Regions from separate parts of the Homo sapiens genome. Here region 2 is linked to region 1. The links are chromatin loops, found by intact Hi-C in ENCODE. Cell type or tissue: GM12878. All regions are shown on one strand. Links, peaks and the distances in the headings refer to the core of each region. The heading gives the core; the rest is flanking DNA. Region 1 has its middle 48 kb from the start of TLR5. Region 2 overlaps SUSD4 (sushi domain containing 4).

Region 1 (10,844 bases), core at 1,922-9,921:
GGGTGCTCACTGTAAAATTCTTTCAGCTTTGCTGTATGTTTGGGTTTTTTTTGTTTTTTTTTTTTGAGACAGAGTCTTGCTCTGTCGCCCAGGCTGGAGTGCAGTGGTGCAATCTCAGCTCACTGCAAGCTCTGTCTCCCAGATTCACGCCATTCTCCTGCCTCAGCCTCCCGAGTAGCTGGGACTACAGACACCCACCACCACACCCAGCTAATTTTTTGTATTTTTAGTAGTGACTGCTGTATGTTTTTAAAATTTTATAATAAATAATTAGAAAAAAATGTATAGTATTTTTATCACAGAGTTGTTGAGCACATTACCTGAGATCAAGAAGTCAGCTATAGAACTAGGTGCCTGGTTGACATTATCGTCTCATGTTATGGGTGAATTGTGTCCCTTCAAAGCCATACACTGGAGTCCTAACCAGTACCTCAGAATGTGACTTCACTTGGAGAAGAAATCTTTACAGAAGTAATCAAGTTAAGATGCAGTAATACTGGAGAAGGGTGAGTCCTAATCCAATATGACTGATGTCCTTATAAAAAGGGGAAATTTAGACACAAACATGCAGACAGGGAGAACATCACCTGAAGACCAAGGCAGAAATCAGGTGATGCTTTTACAAACCAAGAAATGGCAAAGATTGCTGGCAAACACTAGAAACCAGGAGAGAGGCCTAGAGCAGATTCTCCCTCCTAACCCTCAGGAGGAACAATCCTGCTGACCCCTTGATCTTGGACTTCTGGTCTGCAGAACGATGAGAAAATACATTTCTGTTGTGTAAGCCATCCTGTTTCTGGTGCTTTATTATGGCAGCTCTAGCTGACTACTACATCCCTCCATGCCCCTTAGACTCCAAGCCCCAGCAATGAATCTGAGACTCTCTCATCCTTGCCCAGCCCCTGGAGTTGTGAGGTGGCAGCTCACTTCTTGGGCCTCCTCAAAGCAGCCAATCACCACTCCCACAGTTGCTCCATCAACTGCCAGCAGCAGGTCCTTGCACCTGGGGAAGAGGTTTCCCTTTATACTTTACAGCTCCCCAGGCCAACCCCATAGAAGGCGGCACTCAGTGAGTTACTGCTGTATTTTTAACAACCCTGAAACATGACCCAGCCTCCTCGCCTGAGTGCTTCTCTGGAGAAAGAACCAAAGGCCACATGAGAGACACCACCCTGAGTGACCCCCTTGGCGCCCCAACAATGCCAACCACCAGCACAGACCCTCCTTCCTGTCTTTCAAATCTCCCCATCCTAGATTAGGTCCCTGCTTTCTGGACGTCTCCCTGTACTCCATCCTGCCTCTCAGTTTGGGGTGGCTTTGTCTCCCTTTTGGTTTAAACCTGTTCATCTGATCTTATCCCTCAAGGGCCCCTGCTTCGGTTCTCACAGGAAGCCAATAATAATGTCCAGAATTCAGTCACTAGAGTGACATGTGCTAGGACACTCCAGGCCCAGCCTGGCTGCAGGGAAAGGAAGAGGGAAGAAGCCAGGTGGGACCAGATCCCCTTCACTTCATGAGATAAGGGGAATGAGGGTCTCCCGAGTAACAGATGTCCCTTCTCTGAATGCCAGCACCAAGTCTGTTTGTTCACCCCTCACTGGGCCCTCAGTGTGACACAGAGCCTGGCATGAGGCGAATGCTCACCCAATGCAAGTTGAACAAATGGCTGATCACCCAGGAAAGTGGTAGGGGTTAAATGATCAGAGCAGAAGCTTATAACAGGGTTTTGGTCTTAGTGCTCTGCTGCCAGAATTGTGGCACCAATTATCTATTGCTGTTTACAAATCATCCCAAAACACGGTGGCTTAAAACATGAGCAATATTTTTATTATCACCTCTCACAGTTCTGGCGGTTGAATGGGTTCAGCTAGATGTTTCTTACACAATCGAGGTTAATTGGGGCTGGAGCCATCTCAGAAGTTTCCATAACCAATCTGGTTGTCAGCTCAGTCAGAAGAGCCACACATGGCCTCTCCAGGAGGCTTGGGCTTCCTCACAGCATGGTAGCTGGATTCCAAGAGCAGGTGTCCCAAGAGAACCAGGCAGAAGCTGTATTGCCTTTTAGGAATGAGCCTCACATAATGTCACTGCTGGAGTTTGAATGTTTGACCTCTACTAAGCTCATGTTGAGATTTAATTGACACTGTAACAGTATTAAGATACGGAGCCTTTAAGAGGTGAGTAAGTCACAGGGACACCATTCTAATGAATGCATTCAGGCCATTATTGTGGGAGCAGGTTAGTTATCATGGGAGTAGACTCCTGATAAAAAGCTTAAGTTTAGCCTCCATTCTCTGTCTGTCATGTTCACTTGTCCTTCCACCACGAGATGCTGCAGCAAGAAAGCCCTCACCAGATGCCAGTGCCATGCTCTTGGGTTTCCCAGCCTCCATGAGCCCAAAAAAACCCCTTATTTTCTTTATAAATCACCCAGTCTGGGGTGGGCACAGTGGTGGCTCATGTCTGTAATCCTAGCACTTTGGGATGCTGAGGTGGGTGCATCACTTGAGCCCAGGAGTTTGAGAACAGCCTGGACAACACGGTGAAACCCCATCTCTACAAAAAATACAGAAATTAGCTGGGTGTGGTGTTGTGCACATAGTAGTCCCAGTGACTCCAGAGGCTAAAGTGGGAGGATCACTTGAACCCAGGAGATGGAGGTTGCAGTGAGTCGAGATCAAACCACTGCACTCCAGTCTGGGCAACAGAGCAAGACCCTGTCTCAAAAAAAAAAAAAATCACCAAGTCTGTGTTATTCTGTTATAACAATAGAAAACAGATGAAGACAGTCACTTTTGTCATAGTTGTATGACATAGTCCCTCCCAAATTCAAAGGCACCCCCACCTCTCAATGGGAGGAAAGTCAACAACACATTGTAAGAAGAGCTTATGGGATGGGAGGTCTCAAGGTGGCCACCTTAGAAAGCACATTCTGAGACCTGAAGCTCAGCCCCCGGGCCCTCATCTAGATTAACAAAGACCCCAGTCTGCAGTCAGGGCAGGTTCTCAGAGCCCAGGCAAGGAAGGCTACAGGGAGGAGGGGGCCAGGGGCCTGGCTGTGGGGAAGAAGAACTGCTGAGCTCAGAATGTAAAAAGGTTCCTGTGGAGCTGGCTGAGTGAAGAGCAAGAGGCTGTAGGCTGAGAGGGTGGCAGTGGGGGCACAGCCAGTCAGACAACCAGGAGGACTGGCACTCCCTCAGTACAATCTCTGAGAGGTCAGGGCCTGCAGGGCAACCTCACAGACACCTCCAAGCCCTCCAGCCCACCAGGCCTCCACCCAGACAGATTCTTCCCTGAAACACTGCCTTGGACCATGCAGGAGTGTGTCCTCTGAGTGTCACCATGCTTTGGGCCTGGGCTCTACCAAGCCCAGATGACAGGACGGCCATCACTAGGGTCCCTCTAACCCATGCACACCTGTGTGCAGAGTCAAGGGCATCCCTTGGTCCAGACGGGCTCAGCCCCACACCAGGACACACAGCTCGACAAGCAGAGCATGAGCTAGGTTTCAGCCCCCACATGACCCTAAACCACCTTTGTATACAAACTTTCCAGCCATGTCAGTAACTTTCTTTACTGCCTAGAATTGCTGCCACCTCATCCTGGAGCCCCTAATCCCTTAATGGTAAGAAAACACAAAGCTGCTCATTGAAGTCCACTTAGTCTCTTTCTGGGGTTTAAGTCTTTTGGGGTTAACTCAATCTCATTGAGTACACTCTTGGTCCATTCAAAGTTCAAATACCTGATTCAGGCTTTTCTTTCTTCTGTCAAGGGCAACCATCTCAGTTTGCCCAGGACTAAGGAGTTTCAAAACTAGGAGACTCCTGGGCAAACAAGGACAAGTTGGTCACCCTAAAACCTTAGGTGGCCCTGTTGCCTCATTTGTTGAATTTCTGTTCTCTGAGTCTCCTTTCATGTGTTTTCTGGGTGCTTGGATTGCTTCTTCTGCAAATTAGCAGCTCATAGTCCTTTAGCATTTTCTTGCTACAATTTAAATTTATCTTTTAAAAGTATAATTAATTCATAGTTTTTCAATGGTTTAAGAGATTGATTGTGTGTTGGAAATACATTTCCTAGTCTGTTGTTTGCTCTTTGATTTTGCTCATGGATCCTTCTCTTATAAAATGTTTAATTTTCATGTAGTCAACATATATCTCCCCCTTTGTTGATGGCTTCTGGGATTTCTAGCTTGTTTAGAAAGTGCTCCTTCTGGCTGGGCGCGGTGGCTCACGCCTGTAATCCCAGCACTTTGGGAGTTTGAGGTAGGCAGATCACTTGAGGTCGGGAGTTCAAGACCAGCCTGACCAACATGGAGAAACCCCACCTCTACTAAAAATACAAAATTAGCCAGGTGTGGTGGCAGAGGCCTGTAATCCAAGCTACTCAGGAGGCTGAGGCACGAGAATCACTTGAACCCAGGAGGTGGAGGTTGCGTTGAGCTGAGATCACACCATTGTACTCCAGTCTGGGCAACAAGAGCAAAACTCTATTTAAAAAAAAAAAAAAGAAAGAAGGAAAGAAAGAAAGAGAGAAAGAAAGAAAGAAAGAAAGAAAGAAAGAAAGAAAGAAAGAAGGAAAGAAAGAGAGAGAGAGAAGGAAAGAGAGAAAGAGAGAAAGAGAGAGGGAGGGAGGGAGGGAAGGGAAGGGAAGGGAAGGGAAGGGAAGGGAAGGAAAGAGTGCTCCCTCCCTCTATGATTATATAAATAGACCCCTAAATTCTGTCCTAATATGTTAATGTCTTATTTTGACAAGTAAATCTTTAAATCACCTAGAATTTGTTTCTACATATGGTTAAAGTAGAATCTCTGTTTGTTTTTCTTAAAGTTGGATAAACAGTTGTACCTGAACAATTGCTGGAACCACCCTTTCTCTCTGACTGAAAATGCCATCATCATATTTTAGATTTCTCTACTCATCTATTTCTGGGCTCTCAGGTCTGTTTCCTTAATACATTGGCCAGATCCGGTGCCAGCAACATACTGTTTTGGTATTGGTTGCTTGAGTCTGAGTTTTATTGTCTATACTAGAACTGGTCCCCATGCATTCGCATTTTCTTCACTATTTTTCTCTGAACATTTGAAATGTATAGTTATTTTACATTTACTTTACAATTATTTTATCTACATAGAATCTAAAATTACTTTATCCGGTTCTTAGAAGTAAAATTCTAACTGCAATTGCATTAAATTTATATAGTAATGTCTTAAATTTAATACATTAGTTTTTTAAGAACTGGTATTTTTTGATGTTACATCTTTCCATACAGAAGCATGGCTTGTACATATCCATTTGCTGAGGGTTTTTTTTAAAATGTCCTTCAATACGATTGTATCATTTTACTTCTGTAAATAGTTTACCTTTTCTTGTTAAATGCATCCTTAGGAATTGTATAGTGAGTGCCTGCTGTTATTATGAATAGGCTATTTTTTTTCATTTCCCTTCTCAAATGTTTATTGTTACCATAAACCAAAGCTTTATATTTATATATTTATCTACCTATCTACCTTACTAAATTCTCTTACTAATTTTAATATTATTTTATTAGGATCTATAGGTTGTCTAGGTATACTCTCAATCATCTGCAAATAAAGACATTTCTGTCTTCATTTCCAATGCTTATTCCAATCAATTCATTTTCATCTTATTGTTATTAGTTAAACCCACCAATGCTGTGTAGATCAATAGTGATGACAATGGGCACTCTGTCTTGATCTTGAATTAATAGAAATGACTTCAGCATTTTTCCATTTAGTAAACTGTTTGCTCTTGGTCTGTAATAAATAGACTTTACTGTATTTAAGTAGTTTCTATCTATTCACACAGAACAATCTCTTAGAGGAAAAAAATATATGTACCTGTCAGATACATAATAGAACTACCAAATATCTATGATATTGGCTACACAAATTGTGAAGCATGAATCATATTTCTATTTGATCTGCCACGGTGAGAAACTCATAACATTTTTGTGGTTAGAAAATTTAAGAAAACCACAGTCATTTTAGAAATACCCAATGCCACTTTCTCACGGAAAGAACCCAACCAGGGTGTGTCATCTGCACTCCCACATCACCCATTTGCTGACCACAGGGGCCCTGCTGAGCGCTCAGCAGCCAAGAGACAACCCCCACGGTGGGCTTCCAATCCAGGTGGGTGGCGGGCAGAAGGCAAAGGGATGAGAGACCTGAGGCAAAGGTGGAGTATAGCAGAGGGGACTTATGAACCAGGCCTATATCCCAGCCAGACAGGGTTGGTGGGTTAGAAAGGAGAGGCCAGAGAAGGCCAGAGCACAGTGAGACAGAGATGGGACAACATCTGGCACCTCTGCAGCTGTCACTCTTGCCATTCCGTGATGTCATGTTGCTGAATAGATTCTCTTACTCATAGGTAGAGCTGTGGAAATGAATCCAAATCCCACATAAGCGGGAATGTTGTAAATCCTTTAGTGTTTTCACAGCTGCTAGGAGGCACACCCCTGAGTCGTCCTGGGCAGAGAGAGGTGGGTGTCCCCCTATCCTGTTCCTCATCCTCCTCCTGAGGCCCCAGCGCAGTGTTTCAGTGTCCATTGTCTGATTTGACACATGGGAGAGAAGATCATGGCCCTGTCTCCAGGGAACACAAGTCCAGCACTGAAAGGTGACACAAAGGTGATGCACGCAATCAAACGTTTGGTCTTGGGGTTTCTCACTCACCTGCAAATTGGTGCCCCAAGCCCCCAGCCAGGACAGCTCCTTCCCTTCCCCCTCGCCTGGCTGTGGCTGACACCTAGTCCCAATTGGCAGGTCCACCTGCACCAGCCCCCACCTGCACCAGCCCCTAACTTCCCCAGTGCCCACCTGTATCAGCCTCCACCTGCACCAGCATCTGCCTACACCGGCCCCCAGCTGCACCAGCCTCCACCTGCACCAGCCCCCACCTGCACCAGCCCCCACATGCACTAGACCCCATCTGCACCAGCCCCCACCTGCACCAGCTCCCACCTGCACCAGCCCCCACATGTACCAGCCCCCACTTGCACCAGCGCCCACCTGCACCAGCCCCCATCTGCACCAGCCCCCACCTGCATTAGCCCCCACCTGCACCAGCCCTCACCTGCACCAGCTCCCACCTGCACCAGCCCCCACCTGCACCAGCCCCTACCTGCACCAGCTCCCACCTGCACCAGCGCCCACCTGCACCAGCTGCTACCTGCACCAGTGCCCTCCTGCACCAGCACCTTTCCAGGAACCCCTTCCCAAGGAGAAGGAGATGACAAAAGAGGCCTTCAGAGCACCCCATATGAGGGAGATTCTTGGAAAGCAATTCCTGTTCCCCCTACCTCTCTCATGTCCAGTTTTTCCAGGACAAGCAAGGTCTCACTAGCTTAAATCAACAGGAAAATTCCATCAGCACATTCTGACTGTCTGTGACCATGACCTGGTGCTGGAGCTGTGCCGATACAGGGTGAGAAGGAAAGGGCCCAGAGAGCTGGAATACCTCACCCATACAGGAGCCACCCACCAGGGGACAAAGTAGGTGCCCAGCAAAGAGGGAGGGAGCAGTTCCACCCAACAAGGGGCAGCCTAGCCAGGGTGTCTGCGGGCGCCATGCACCCTGGGAGGTCTTTTCTCCACACCAAGGCTGCTCAGAAAAATCCACAGCCTTGCCCACCGTCAATATGCCACAAAGCACCATGCTTCTCATCTCCCCTGACTTCTCTTTCTCTTCCTCTTCCTCCCCCTTCCTCCCCTTCTTCCTCTTCCTCCTTTTCCCCTTCATTTCCTCCTTTCTCTCTTCTTATTTCTCTTCTTCTGCTCTTTTTCCCCCTTCCTCCTCCTTCTTTATCTCTTTGTCTTTTCTTTTTCCTTCATCCTCTCTCTGCCCCTACACTGCCTGCTGACAGGATTTGCAGCTATTCGCTTTCCATCCATCCACCCCCACCACCATCTTTCCAACAAATATTTATTAAGCATATATGTTGTACTGGGCATGTAAAATCACATTTTCTATTTACAATGGGAAATCAAATAGTTCTACTTTGTTTATGAATAGAACTTTAAAATTGTTGTTTGATAATTTCTAGCCTTTTCAAACACTTCTGCCTCTCTCCTCCCCACATTTGTGGTTTTAAACTTCTTATTTTGAGATCATCGTGGATTCATATGCAGTTGTAAGAAATAATGCAGAGATCCCATGAACACTTTACCTAATTTCCCCCGATAGTAACATCTTGCAAAACTGCAGTACGGTATCACAGCCAAGACCCTGGCATTGATACAGCTAAGAAACAGAACATTTCCATCATCACAAGGGGTCCTCAAGTTGCCTTTTTATAGACATACCCATTTCCTTCCCTTGTCAATGCCCTCTCCTCCTCCTTAACTCCTGCCAACCACCAACCTGTTCTCCATCTCTATAATTTTGTCATGTTAAGAATGTTAAACTAATGCAGTCACGGACTGTGTAGCAGCCTTTGGGGATTGGCTTTTTCCACTCCGGATAATTCTCTGGAGATTTATCCAGGTTGCTTTGTGTATCAAGGCTGTTTCTTCTCATGGCTGAGTAGTATTTCATGGTATGGATGAACCAGTCTGCTTAATCATTTACCGACTTGTTGAAGGACACGGGGGTTGTTTCCAGTTCTTGGGCTATTACGAATGAAGTTGCTGTAAATATTCATGTGCAGGTTTTTGTAGGAACATAAGATAAGTCTTCATTTCTCTAGGACAAATGTCCCAGGGTGCAATTTCTGGATGATATGGTAGTTGCACGTTTAGTTTTTTAAAGAAACTCCCGAAGTTTTCTAGAATGGCTGCACCATTACATTCCCACCAGCAATGTGTGAGTGATCTGGTTTCTCTACATTCTAACTGGCATTTGATGCTGTCACTACTTTTTATTTTAGCCATGCTGATGGGTGTGTGGTGAGATCCCATTGTGGTTTTTATTTTTCATTTCCCTAATGGCTAATGAAAATGTACATGTTTTTGGCCAGGCACGGTGGCTCATGTCTGTAATCCCAGTGCTTTGGGAGGCTAACGTGGGCGGATCACCTGAGGTCTGGAGTTCAAGACCAGACTGACCAACATGGAGAAACCCCGTGTCCACTAAAAATACAAAATTAGCCGGGCATGGTGGCACATGCCTGTAATCCCAGCTACCTGGGATGCTGAGACAGGCGAATCGCTTGAGCCTGAGAGGCAGAGGTTGCAGTGAGCTGAGATCATGCACTTCAGCCTGGGCAACAAGAGTGAATCTCCATCTCAAAAAAAAAAAAAAAAGAAAAGAAAAGAAAAAGAAAGTGTACATATTTTCATGGGCTTATTTCTGTCTGTATACCTTCTTCAGTAAAACATCTCTGTGTCTCTTTCCCGTTCTATTAGTTTCCCATTGCTGCAGTAGCAAATTTCTGTGAACTTGGTAGCTTAAAAACAACACACGTCTGGCCTGGCATGATGGCTCATGCCTATAATCTCAACTCTTTGGGAGGCCAATCAAGGACAGAGGACCACTTGTGCCCAGGAGTTTGAGACCAGCCTGGGCAACATAGTGAGTCCCTATCTATAAATAAATAAATAAATAAATAAATAAATAAATAAATAAAAGAAAATTAGCTGGGCGTGGTGGCACACACCTGTAGTCCTGGCTACTCAGGAGGCTTAGGTGGGAGAATTGCTTGAGCACTGGAGGTCCAGGTTGCAGTGAGCCGTGATTGTACCACTGCACTCCAGCTTGGATGACAGAGCAAGACCCTGTTTCAAAACACAAAAGAAATGAACACACACATATTCATTCTCTTATAGTTCTTGACGCTAGAGTCCAAAGACAGCTTCACTGGGCTCAAACCAAGTTGTCACCAGGGCTGCACTCCCTCTAGAGACTCTAGGGGAGAATCCACCTCTTTTTTCCAGCCTCTAGAGCTGCGTTCCTTGGCCTGTAGCCCCCTTCCTCCATCTTTCTTACTGCCATCAAAGCATCCTCCAACTTCTCTGTGCTTTCAGCATCACATCGCTTTCTGCCTTCTGAATCAAATCTCCCTCTTCCTTTGTTTTATTAGAACACTTAGGATTACATTTAGGGGCCACCTGGATAATCCAAGATAATCTCTGCATCTCAAGATCATTAACTGAGTTGCATATGAAAAGTTTATTCTGCTATATAAGGTAACATTGACAGATCCCATGGGTTAGTACCTGAATAGCTTTCAGGCCGCGATGTAGCCTACTACACCCACGTTCTAATTGAATCGTTCGCTTTTTATTGTTAAGTTTTGAGAGTTCTTTATATATTCTAGATGCTAGCCTTTTGTTGGACGTGTGGTTTGCAACTATTTTCTCTTACTCTCTAGCTTGTCTTTTTATGATCTTAATGGGTCTTTCATAGAGCAAAAGTTTCCAGTCTTGATGAAATCCAATTTATCAGTTTTTCCTTTTATGGATCATGCTTTTCATGTTAGGTCTAACTGCTTGACTAGCCCTAGAGCCCAAAGATTTTCTCTATGTTTTTTTTTCTGTTTTATAATTTTACATTTAAGTCTGTGATCCATTTTATGTTAATTTTTGTATGAGGTATGAGAATTAGGTTGAAGTGCATGTATTTTGCCTATGGATGTCCAATAGCTCCAGCACCATTTGTTGAAAGGCTGTCTTTCCTCCACTGAATTACTTTTGAACCTTTGCTGCAAATCAGTTGTCACATTTGTGTGGGTCTATTTTTGGCTTCTCTGTTCTGTTCTGTATGACTCTCCCTCCACCAAGACCAAAACAATCTTGATTATTTTATGTTTTCAATTTTATTAATTTCTGCTATTATTTATTTTTATTTTTTTAGAATCAAGGTCCCACTCTGTCACCTAGGCTAGAGTG
Region 2 (10,844 bases), core at 1,907-9,906, 55 kb before region 1:
CAGAAGCAGATGATGGAGCCATGCTGGTACAGCCTGCAGAACCATGAGCCAATTACACCTTTTTTCTTTATAAATTACCCAGTCTTGGATATTCTATTATAGCAATACAATGAACAGACTAACATAACAGTCATATTGGATTAAGGGCCCACCCTACTATAATATGACCTCAATTTAATTACATCTGCAGTTACCCTATTTCCAAATAGGCCCACATTCACAGGTACCAGGATTTCAGTGTAAGAATCTGGGGGATACCCAATTCGATCCACTGCACATGCTCTCCCTGCCTTAGCTTTGGAAGAAGCAAACTCCCTTCCATCTTCCCTCTAGCTCTTGCTCCCAGGTTTAAAGGGCTGTCTTCGAATCTTCCCAAACCCCAGTTGGCCAGCATCCTTTGGCCTGCCCACAGCCCCTTCCTGAGCTAACCTTGCCTCTAGCCCGGTACACCGCACCCTGCTTATGCCAGCTGAGCCAAACAGAGGCTTCCCTGTATCTGTCAGGGTTCCTCCAGCTCTCTTTTCCTCTAGCTCTGGAGGCCTCAAGGCTTTTCCGAACTCTAACCCCATTGTGCATAATACATGTCTTAGCAGATAATGAAATCGTTGCTCTTCCACTTGGCTGTTGGGAGGCACTATGCTCCCTTTCTCCTGTGTTCACTTAAAACCCCATGGCATGACTCAGTAAGATATGGCAGCTTTGGAGTCAGCAGCACATAAGGTCCTGTCCCAGCTCGCTGTTAGTTTGCTAGATGACCTTGGGCAAATAACTTCATCTTTCTCAGCCTCAATTCCCTTATCTTTGCAAATGAGGCAATAGCAACACCTGCTCTGCAAAATTGTTGTTAGGATTGAGTGACATAATGTGCATATGTTGCCTCATAGTACGTTCTTGTGAAATGTCATTACTGCTCTCATTTCATCTCACTGGCCTGTAATGTAGCTAGTAATAGTCACTGTCTCTTTTTATTGAGCATTTCCTTTTGTGCCAGGCACTTTGTGCTTGGTGATTTACGGATATTATTTCTAATTCTTATAAATTTCCTGCAATGTAGGTATTACTATTTCTGTTGACAGATGATGGAAACCAAAGCTCAGAAAGAAATGAAAGTAAAATGAATGAAAATGAAAATAAGATGAGAAAGTAAAATGCCCAAGGTCATGGCCACTAAGTGTTTGAGCCAGGATGTGAACCCAGGAAAGTGCACCTTTGCACTCTTGCACCTTTGCACTAGAGGCAGTGCAAAGCTGCCTCTCTAGAGTCTCTCATTAATCCACTGATTTTCTTATGTCTTCTTAGCCTGTCCTTTCTCACATTCTCACCCTCACACTTTCTCCTATTCTGTTCTCCTAGCTGACTTTTCCCTTTCTTCCTCTCTTTTCACTGTCCATGTCTTCTAAGCCAGTGTTTCTTAAATTTGTTCAGATGTCAGAAAAGCATGGTGCCTTTCACAGAATAGCATGCATTTTTTGTTTTATGTTTTTTGCAGAACACTAAGAAATACTGATAAAATTCTATCATGTAAACTTTAGAATTACCTTTGCTAGTGGAAACTGTGGCTGTTTATTTTCTATGGATAATATAAACTTATTATAGAACTAACTATAATATAGAACCCATAAGTGCATACACACATACACTGAAGCATAGCTAGGAACAAAGCATGACCAATTGCTTCCTCCTCTTCTTAACTCACTACTCAATTATGTATTTCCTCATCTATTAGGACTTGCTAATAGACAAGAATGAGAAGGCACTAAGGATTTTCCTAAAAATTTATGGGAGGAAGACTGGAGGCTCAGAAAATTGTATACATGAATGTATGTGTGTCTGTGTGGCACTTTGGTCCAGTATGTGGATACACTAGCAACATTTAACTTCAGTGTCATCTCTGATAATAGACGGGTTTGCTGATTGCAGAGAGGGTCAGAAATGATCCACTCTAAATGCTCCCTTACCTGTGGGCTTCCTGGGTTACATGGTGGGACACACGCTCCATTTTAATCTTGTGCCCCTGATTTCCTTCCCTTACAAAAAATTCAGATGCCCCAATTACCTTTAGGAGTCCTGACTGTAGGGGGATCATGTATTGGAAAATGTTCACAGACGTCAAAACACTCTGACGCCACAGATGTCTTGTGATTTATTTTCACCTTGTGGTGGTGAAGACTGACCTCAGTGTAGCCACTGTGGCTCCTATCAATGCAAAGAAAGCAAGCAACCTCATCAGAACACAGAAACACGTGTCAGCTTTTGATTTCAGCACCAGCCATTCCCCGCTGCTGTCAGAGGAAATCACGGGTTTGCACCTGCTCCCTCACCTGTGTGCTCCTCTGTGGCTTCCTTGTGGCTTCGAAACTAGGCACACTTCAGATTTCTTATGTGAAGCCATTTTTTTTTTTCAGTGAAGTTTCACAGTTGTCATCACATGCATTTTGTATTCCTTCAGGGACATCCTAACGTAGTGACTCAGAGATGGAAAGCAGGTGAGAGCCCCTCCCTCAGCGCTGCTGGGTACTATTGATCTTAAATTTGATCTGTCAGCACATCTCTGAGTAGGTAAACACCATGCTCCATCCTGCTCACAAACAAGCAAAGCCCCAGCCTCATGATCATTGGCTTCCTTCAGTAGACACATGTGTTGGCCTTCTGTGTTGTTACAACAAAACACAAGTGGAAAATGTAATGTGCTGTATAATGTTTATTGATTTTCCCTGAGCTAAAAGCAAAGTTTCAGACGTAGTCATGGAGATGGCCAGGACTTTGGTACAGAGGGTTCCGTGCAACTTCCTGGAATCATTACCCAAATTTAGATCAGACTGGGGATGGCTGGTGCAATGGCAGTTTTGATGATTAGAATTCAGCAGAACTCCTGCAGGCAGAGGTTGGGTGGTTCTGTACAATATGGGAGCAGAGTCCCTGTCTTCCTGTTCCCTCTCAGAGCCACATAGACAACATGCTGGGCTGTCTTGATGCGATGCCTTTGCACTCAGTATACAGGCTCACTGGCTTTCCTGCCACTTCTCCACGCTCCTCAAGGCCAACTTGAGACTTGAGACCGTAGCATTAAGAGTCAGCTTTACTACTGAGCTCAGCTACAGAGTTTCCTCATGATCTGGAACAGCACTTCACTTCCCAAACTGCACTGTGCATGTGAATCACCTGGGAATCTTGCTGAAATAAAGTTTCTGATTGAGTAGGTGTTGCTAGAGAGTACCAATTTCTAATAAGCACTTAGTTGATCCCAAAATGGACAGTCCATGGACTGCAATTCATATAGCAAGAGTCCGGTGAAAGGTGAAGACCCAGACCAGATACCATGACAATTTAATTTGCATACTGGCTCCACTGAATGTTGTAAACCATCCATCCTTAGCACGTAGGGGATGGAGGGGGTCTCCTGACCATTGCAACTGTGGGGACGGTGCTTCTCAACTTTGTCTACCCGTTAGAATCACCCCAGGGCTTTAAGACCCATCCAAGCCCAGGACCCCCTCCAGACCAATTAGGCAAAGCTCCCCAGGTGATTCTGTGCAGCCAGGGTTGAGGAACCAGTGGCTTAACTCATTATTACACTCTTCAAATGCAGCACTAACATGGCAGAAAGAGGTGTGACAGTAATAATAGCAACAAACATCTGGAGCATGCATGTTCTGCTGTTTCACAAAGCAGATTCACATCTGTTATTTCTTCCTTATACCAACTGTATATGGTAGACCGCTGCTGTAAGAAGGTTACCAAAAAGGGATGATGGCTCAAACAAAATAGAAGTTTATTTTCACCTAGTGGCATTGAGTGAATATTGATCCGCCAGTGCCTCTTCTCCACCCAGTCATTCAGGGGCCAGTGGAAGCTCTGCTGGCTTCAGGGTGGGCTTCTGAGGTCCCCTAGGAGATCATTTCCATTCTAGGCAGCCAGAGAAGCATGGGAAGGCTTCATGGATCAAGCGTGAAAGTAGTAGTTATCATTTCTCTTCATATTCCATTGGCTAGAACTTAGAGAAACAAGGGACAGTGGGCAATGTGGACCAGCTGGGTGCTCGTGGAACATGGGTTATGGTGAGCAACCAGCAGCCTCTCCCACGAGCTGTGTGGGGTAGATGTGAATGCACAGACTAAAGGAGCAAGTCTTTCCTACATGAAGAACACCCGGGGGGCTGTATGGACCTTTGGAACTAGTAAGAATGAAAATACTCAGTCAAAGCACCTGGGCTCAGTGGCTCAGAAGGATTTAGTAGGTTAAAATATTCTATAATACTACATTAGTATTCATTCATTGTACATTCTAAATATTCATTTAGTAAGTTAAAATATTCTACATTCTTCTGCTTCCCCTGCCCCATGCCCTGGAGTTATTTGTATGGATAGTTGCAAGGCACACACTGGTTTTAAGCCTCATTTTATTATTTTGCATGTAATGAAACATATAAATTGGTTAAGGACTGTGATAAGTGATACATAGTTCTCATCTCAGCCCCCCTCCCACCTCTGAGTGGTGGCCTTGCCTCACACTTCATTCGGAAAAGGGGAGCCTTCAGAGGGCAGCTTACTCACATCTCCACCACCCTGGCCACCGATCTGCTGAGGCCTGTGTCCAGCACTCATGCTTCCCTCCAGCCCCTCCTACGCCTGTCAGAGGCCAGCCCCTCCTTCCACTCATGTGGAAGATCACATCTTTCTCCTCCTGAATGACTGCCCTCCTGCCTGGATTACCAACCTTGTACCCTGTGTTGAACCACTCCTGCCAACGTCTTAACAAGATCAAGAGCTCTGGGGTGGGGGCGGGGCTCTCCCTGGACCCTCCGGCCTCTGCTTTACTGCTTCCCTGCAGCAAACTTCTCTAAAGAGTCACCTGAGGTTTCCATCCCCTTTTACTCCCCAACTCACTGCAGAATGGCTTCCCCTCTGCCACTGTATCAAAGCTGCTTTTCTTAGGGTCTCTACTGACTCCCATTTGGCCAAATCCAATGGCCACTCTTCTTTTTCCATCCTTCTCAGCTTGTGAGGAGCTGCTCCCTCTTCCTTGGGACAGTCTCCCCTCGCGGCTTCCATGATGCGCCCTAGTCTCCTCTGCCATCTTTTTCGTCCCTGTAGGGTGTCTCAGCATTTGGACTGGGTCCCGTTCCCTTTTCTGTCTGCCCTCTCCCCTTATGTGAGTGCGTGCAGTCCCGTGGCTGTAAAGATTATTTCTATGCTCATGATTCCTGAGTTCTGCATTTATCCCAGACTCTTTCTCTGGCTGCCTAACTGACCTGGATGACTTTCCCACTGGAAGCTCAAACCCGACCAGTGCAAAACCAAGCTCTGTACCACTCCCTTGCCATGAAACAAATAAACCCAACAAAAACCTAGCATAGTCAGTAGTACCACAATCGAGCCAGGTCAGAAATCTGGGAGTTATCCTTCTTTTTCTCCTAGCCGCCTAATCACCAAGCCCTATTTAGAAACAGAGGAATAACATTCAAGTCACTCTTCTTCCCACCACATTGGCTGCCACTGTCCTGGTCCAGGCCGCCATCATCTCTCCAGGCATGGTAGCCACTTCCTGGCAGTCCTGCCATGTCTATCCCTGCTCTCTAACAGCCTGTTCTCCACCCAGCTAGCTTTTAAGAAATATGCCAGTTCCCACTCTTTGCAGTGTCCCTTCACACTATGATAAAATCCCAACTACTTGCCGTGGTTCCATGCAGCTGCACACACAGTGTCCCGCCTGCCTCCCATCCCTCGTGCTGTGTAGCCCTCTGTCTCCTGCACACTCAGCCACCATCGGCCTCTCTTCACTGCCTCCAGCCCACCTTCACATGTGCCATCCTCTCTGCCAGGCACATCCTCCTCCAGCACTTCCTGGACCGAGTCCTTCCTAGTTTTTATGCATCGTGCATTCCTGTATGCATTTATGATCGGATTAGGGCCTCTCATCTCTCTGTAGTGAAGGGACCAGTGATTTGGTTACTGTTTTCTAATACGTTGCAGACCAATAATACACAATAAAAACAGATACTAGATAAAATAAAAAGACAAACACATAATACAAGTCCCATTTTTAACTATCAGATTCAACTGTAGTCAAATTGCATTATTTAAATGCAATTTAGATATTGAAAGTATCTATCAAAATAGAAATTGAAAACACATGGATGTTGTGACAAGGTCAGATTGATTTCTCTATTTATTTGTCATGGATTTGTAGCCAACAGTTGGTGCACCAGTAGGGTGCACCAGTGGTCTATGGACCCCACTGTGAATAGGGCTGTTCTAGATTTCAGTTTAAAAGTCATCTATTTAGGGGACTTTCCTGGACAGCTCATCTAAAGCAGATTCTTGCACACACACCCAGTGCTGTTAGTCTCTCTTCTGTACCTCCTATTGGTCTCCAGTGTGGCACAGAGAATTTGTGATTAGATGTAACGTGAGCAGTTTCTTATCTTGAAATCAGTCTGTTGCTTAGCTGATGAGTAATTTCTTCCACCTCTCTGACCACCCATATTCCCTGCTGAAGGTACTTTGGGCACCTGCCTATGATTGCGGGGACAGAGCAGCTCCCTACCACCCTGTATCAGAAAACAACACCTGAGCCTACACCAAGACTCAAGCAGATTTTAGTCACCAGTTCTCAGTGGTAGAATCCAATCTGTAGCATCAGGGTGGGGTTGGAGACTCAGCAGGGTCCCTGCATTATCTACACTGAGGGACCAAGACCATGAGACATCCCCACGTGACCTGCCCTCTCTTGATAGAGACTGTTCCATCCACAGACTCTCCTTCTTCCTGTTTATTTTGTCTTTTCCATTGCTCCCCAGCTGCACTGGCCCCTTGAAGTCTCACCTCTCACCTTTCCTAGACCCGGGCCCTTTTCCTGGCCTCCTCTTGTGTCTGGAGACTCCTCAGTTTCTCCCACATAGGGTGCACATGGCAGCTGTTCTCTCTGGCCCATCTCCATTGCAGAGGAAGCAAGGTGGGCTGGCCTTTAGTTTTTTAAACCTTCTGACTCCTGGTTGTCTAATCCCCTGCTAGTACCAGCATATGCTTTGGATCTTACTGTGCATAAAAGAACATCTACCTCCTTTTGGTCCAGGTGCCTTCCAAACCCCGGTGGGAGATGTGGTGCCCGAGAGCTCCATCCCAACTCCTGTGTGTGTGAGATTGTGCTATTAATGTTTTTCTCAGCAGCTAGAGGAGAAGGCCTATCCAGCCACATAAATATCTATGCGTTTACTTATTTATCATCTGAGGATGGGACCAAGGTAGTATCAGTGGTTGTCCAAAAAATATTTGTTAAATAAGTGAATTTTAAAATGAGTGAAAGAACATAATTACTATACTTAGGTAACAGAATAAAGAGGCTCTTATTTCAGAAAGTCCAAAATGCAGATTGTCCAAACATAATAGTCTCCCTTATCTATGCTGGAGGAGGTGCCATAGTGCTGATAACGCAAAGCAGGAAGAGACGATGGAGGAATTCTTTCTTTCTTTCCACTTAGTGCATCAGGCTTGCTTTCTAGCTTCATTGTGCTTTGGGCAATAGGATTAGTTGCCCTTCCCTGAGCTCAGACAGTGCCGATGGGGGCCTGGATGTACCTAAAGACAGGCGGGAAGTGGTTTGAGATTTATTTGCCTGTAAGCAAATGAAAATGCTCCAGCCACATGCTGGTAGTGGAGACAGCATGGGCTTCTGCGGCTGACACCCCCAAATCACAAGGTGGCCTTTGCTGCCTGGCCCTGGGGGCCCTCTGAGCCACCCACCCTCAGTGCTGTGAACAGCATTCACCAAAAGGGGCAGGGAGTCACCTGCAGAAAAAAATCAGAGCTGGACAGATGGAAGGGTGACTTCAGTGGGAGAAGGTGGCTCTGAGTCCCCTGCCAGTGCGCAGGGAGGCTGGGTGACTGTGTCCCCAGGAAGCCCCATCTCTCCAAAGGATGGTGTAGTTCATCTCCCAGAAGAAGACAGCCAGGGTCATCCAGGGCAAGGCGGGCAGCCCAGCCCTGCTTCCTTAAACCCGTGGGGCAGATGTGCATCGCAGGCCTCCCTGGAGCGAGGCAGCTTCTGTCTCCCTGAGAAGGTCCTGTGGTGTCTCCATGTGGGAATGGCCACAGAGCTGGCTGATGTGCTCCAGGGAGGAGCCTGGAGCCTGGAGCCACAGGGCTCCCTGTGGCCACTGTCACCCGGCTGCCCATCATGGGGAGCATCTGGCCAGGGGGACACTTTTCCAGCTCACACGCTTAATTGGACCACACCATGGGATGAGGAGAGGATCTGCCTTCAGTCGCATCTCTAATGAGACAGAGAAGCAGCAGGGTAGACACTTTTGCCTAACCTACAAGTGGGACGTGAGGAATTTGGGGACTCAGACAACTGGCAGATGCTTTCTTTTCCCCACACTCTCCAGCGACTTCACCCTGTGGCAGGGCCAGAGTCATGGATCCCCATCCCAGAAAACAAACCAATATTGGTACCTGATGTGAGCCTCCCTTAGCAAGCCACTGGCCCAGGCCCTTAGCTCATACAGCCCTCACAACAGCTCTAGTGAGCGGGTATTATTTTCTTCATCGGACAGATGGGGAAACTGAGTGAGGGGAGTAACTAACATGCCTGTGGTTATTCAGCCAACGAGTAGCAGAGCTGGGCTTCAAACCCTGACTCATCTGCCTCCCAGTCACTATCAGGCATCCTGCCACGTGGACAGGGATGGGCCTGGGCCAGGGATGAAAGTGAGGGACAAGTAGAAATTCCAAGGGGTGATTCCAGGGACATTGGGAGCATGGCAAGGGTGGGGCAGTGGAGGAGTTGGGGTTGTTCCAATGGCTTGGAGATGCTGCTCTTATTTCTTGGACAGGCAGAGGTGTTGTTAAACCCCCACAGCATGCCAGACACCAGACTGTCCCACTCAAGAAATGAGTGCCTGGCCCAAATGCCACAACACTGGAGAGGCTCTGCAGGCAAAAACCCTTATGCTTACTTTTTCTGGGTTCATTGAGATGCTGCATAATATTAAGAAAGAAGTCTAATTTTGGCTGGGTTCAGTGGTTCATGCCTGTAATCCCAGCACTTTGGGAGGCCAAGGTGGGTGGATCTCTTGAGCCTAGGAGTTCAAGACCAGCCTGAGCATCATGGTGAAACCCTGTCTCTACAAAAAAATACAAAAATTAGCTGGGCATAATGATGTGTGCTTGTAATCCCAGCTACTTGGGAGGCTGAGGTCAGAGGATCACTTGAGCCCAGGAGGTTGAGGCTGCAGTGAGCCATGATCATGCCAGTGCATTCCAGCCTGGGTGACAGAGCAAGACCCTGTCTCATACATACATACATACTCTAATTATTACTAGCTTCCCAGGCCACCGTAAAGGGGAGGTGGTAGGATTGTCTTCCCCAAGAAGACTAAGGAACAAATTTCCAGGACTCTGAAAGGCACTCCTTTCTTTGATAGTGGATGGCAGTCACTTCTCGATTGCTGCTCAGACACAGAGCAGCCAGGCAAGCACTTAGCTCCTAAGTCAGAGATTGGCTGAGGCCCCGTCCGGAGAGGACTGCTTGTCCACAACCATCGCTGGTCTAAAAACTTCAGTAACCCCTTGAAAAGCCTTTGGGGGGACTTTCAGTTTCTGGTTCTGCGTGTAAGGAGTTCGGAAGTCACCAATCTGTCCTAACAATGAGTAAAAAACTGAACAGACTGAAAAATCAAGAACTCTTCAGGGATCCATAAGAGAAGTAAGGTCACAGGGCAAACTGCTGCTCTCAATATAGAGAGACAGAAAAGTAAAGAGAGTCACGGCTTACCTGAGTGGAGATACACAGGTGGAAACCACCAAGGGAAACAAGACAGGGGTTGGGGAAGGTGTAAGAGAACCTGACTGTAATTGATGAATTGCTGCAGCCTCAGTGTGGCCAACTGTAGAGGTAAAAGCTCTAGGGGCACCCAGTCATGGGGGGCCTCCATACTTTTGTGAGTTTTGCCTCCAGAAGCTCTACCAGGTTCTCACAGGAAACATTTTTCTCACATAAAAATCCCCTTGTGCTTCTGGCAGGGGGAGGAGAATGAGCCATTTTGAATTATGCTGGAGCAGTCCGTCCTTAACATGGTCTGTCCCCCAGGGAAACTTGCTAACCACAGCCAAAACTGCTGGGGTATTATCAGAGCCCAACTGACTCGGAGGAAGGGAAGCACCCAACTCCTGCCCCCTCTAGCCATCCTGTACCACCTAAGAGAGTGAAGGGAAACAAAACAAAGCTGAGAAGCACTTGTGAAGCTCACAGTGCAGAGGCTCAGGCTCACTAAAAGACTGAGACCCACTCTTAGGGCTACAGAGTGCTTCTCCTTCCCCTGCGTGGCACCACAACATTACCAAAAGCCTCCTTACAGCAGTTCCCTTTACCTGGTACACCTTGTCCAGTTATCAAGAAGAAACTACAAGAGATATTAAAAGGCAAAAAACACAAATTTGAAGATACAGAGAAAGCATCAGAAGCAGACATGACAGGAATGTTGGGGTTCACAAACGGTGGATTTAAAACAACTATGATTAATATGCTAAGGGCTCTAATGGAGGAAATATTCAGCATGCACAAAAAAATGGGCAATGTAAGCAGAAAGATGGAAATCCTAAGAAAGAGCCAAAAAGAAATGCTAGATATCAAAAACACTGTGATGGAAACAAAGAATGCCTTTGATGGGCTTATTAGTAGACTGGACATGGCTGAGTAAAGAATCTCTGAGCTTGAGGAAATGTTAGTAGAATCCTCCCAAACTGAAAAGCAAACAGAACAAAGACTGAAAAAAAAACCCAGAATATCCGAGGACTGTGGGACAACTACAAAAGGTGAAACATATGTGTAATGGAGATACCAGA

The links. Hi-C counts contacts between places; a loop is a spot of excess contacts. Peaks named below come from ENCODE experiments on the same cell type or tissue, not always from the same donor. Only the 100,000 strongest peaks of a DNase experiment are listed, where the experiment ranks them.
Region 2: it touches region 1 in a loop (4-fold over the local background); 10 of 110 quality-filtered maps call a loop at or near these places.

The regions. Positions count from the first base shown.
Region 1 is chr1:223,185,718-223,196,561 of GRCh38, reverse strand. No RefSeq gene overlaps it. Among named protein-coding and RNA genes, the nearest start is that of TLR5, 48 kb to the right of the region's middle. In GM12878, for the core only: no CTCF peak of the experiment used is centred there; DNase peaks (open chromatin) are centred at 6,011 and 6,241.
Region 2 is chr1:223,240,408-223,251,251 of GRCh38, reverse strand. The region is part of intron 5 of SUSD4 (sushi domain containing 4); the gene reads left to right. Among named protein-coding and RNA genes, the nearest start is that of TLR5, 100 kb to the right of the region's middle. RefSeq lists enhancers at 6,442-6,561, 7,932-8,432. In GM12878, for the core only: a CTCF peak has its summit at 6,217; a DNase peak (open chromatin) is centred at 6,362.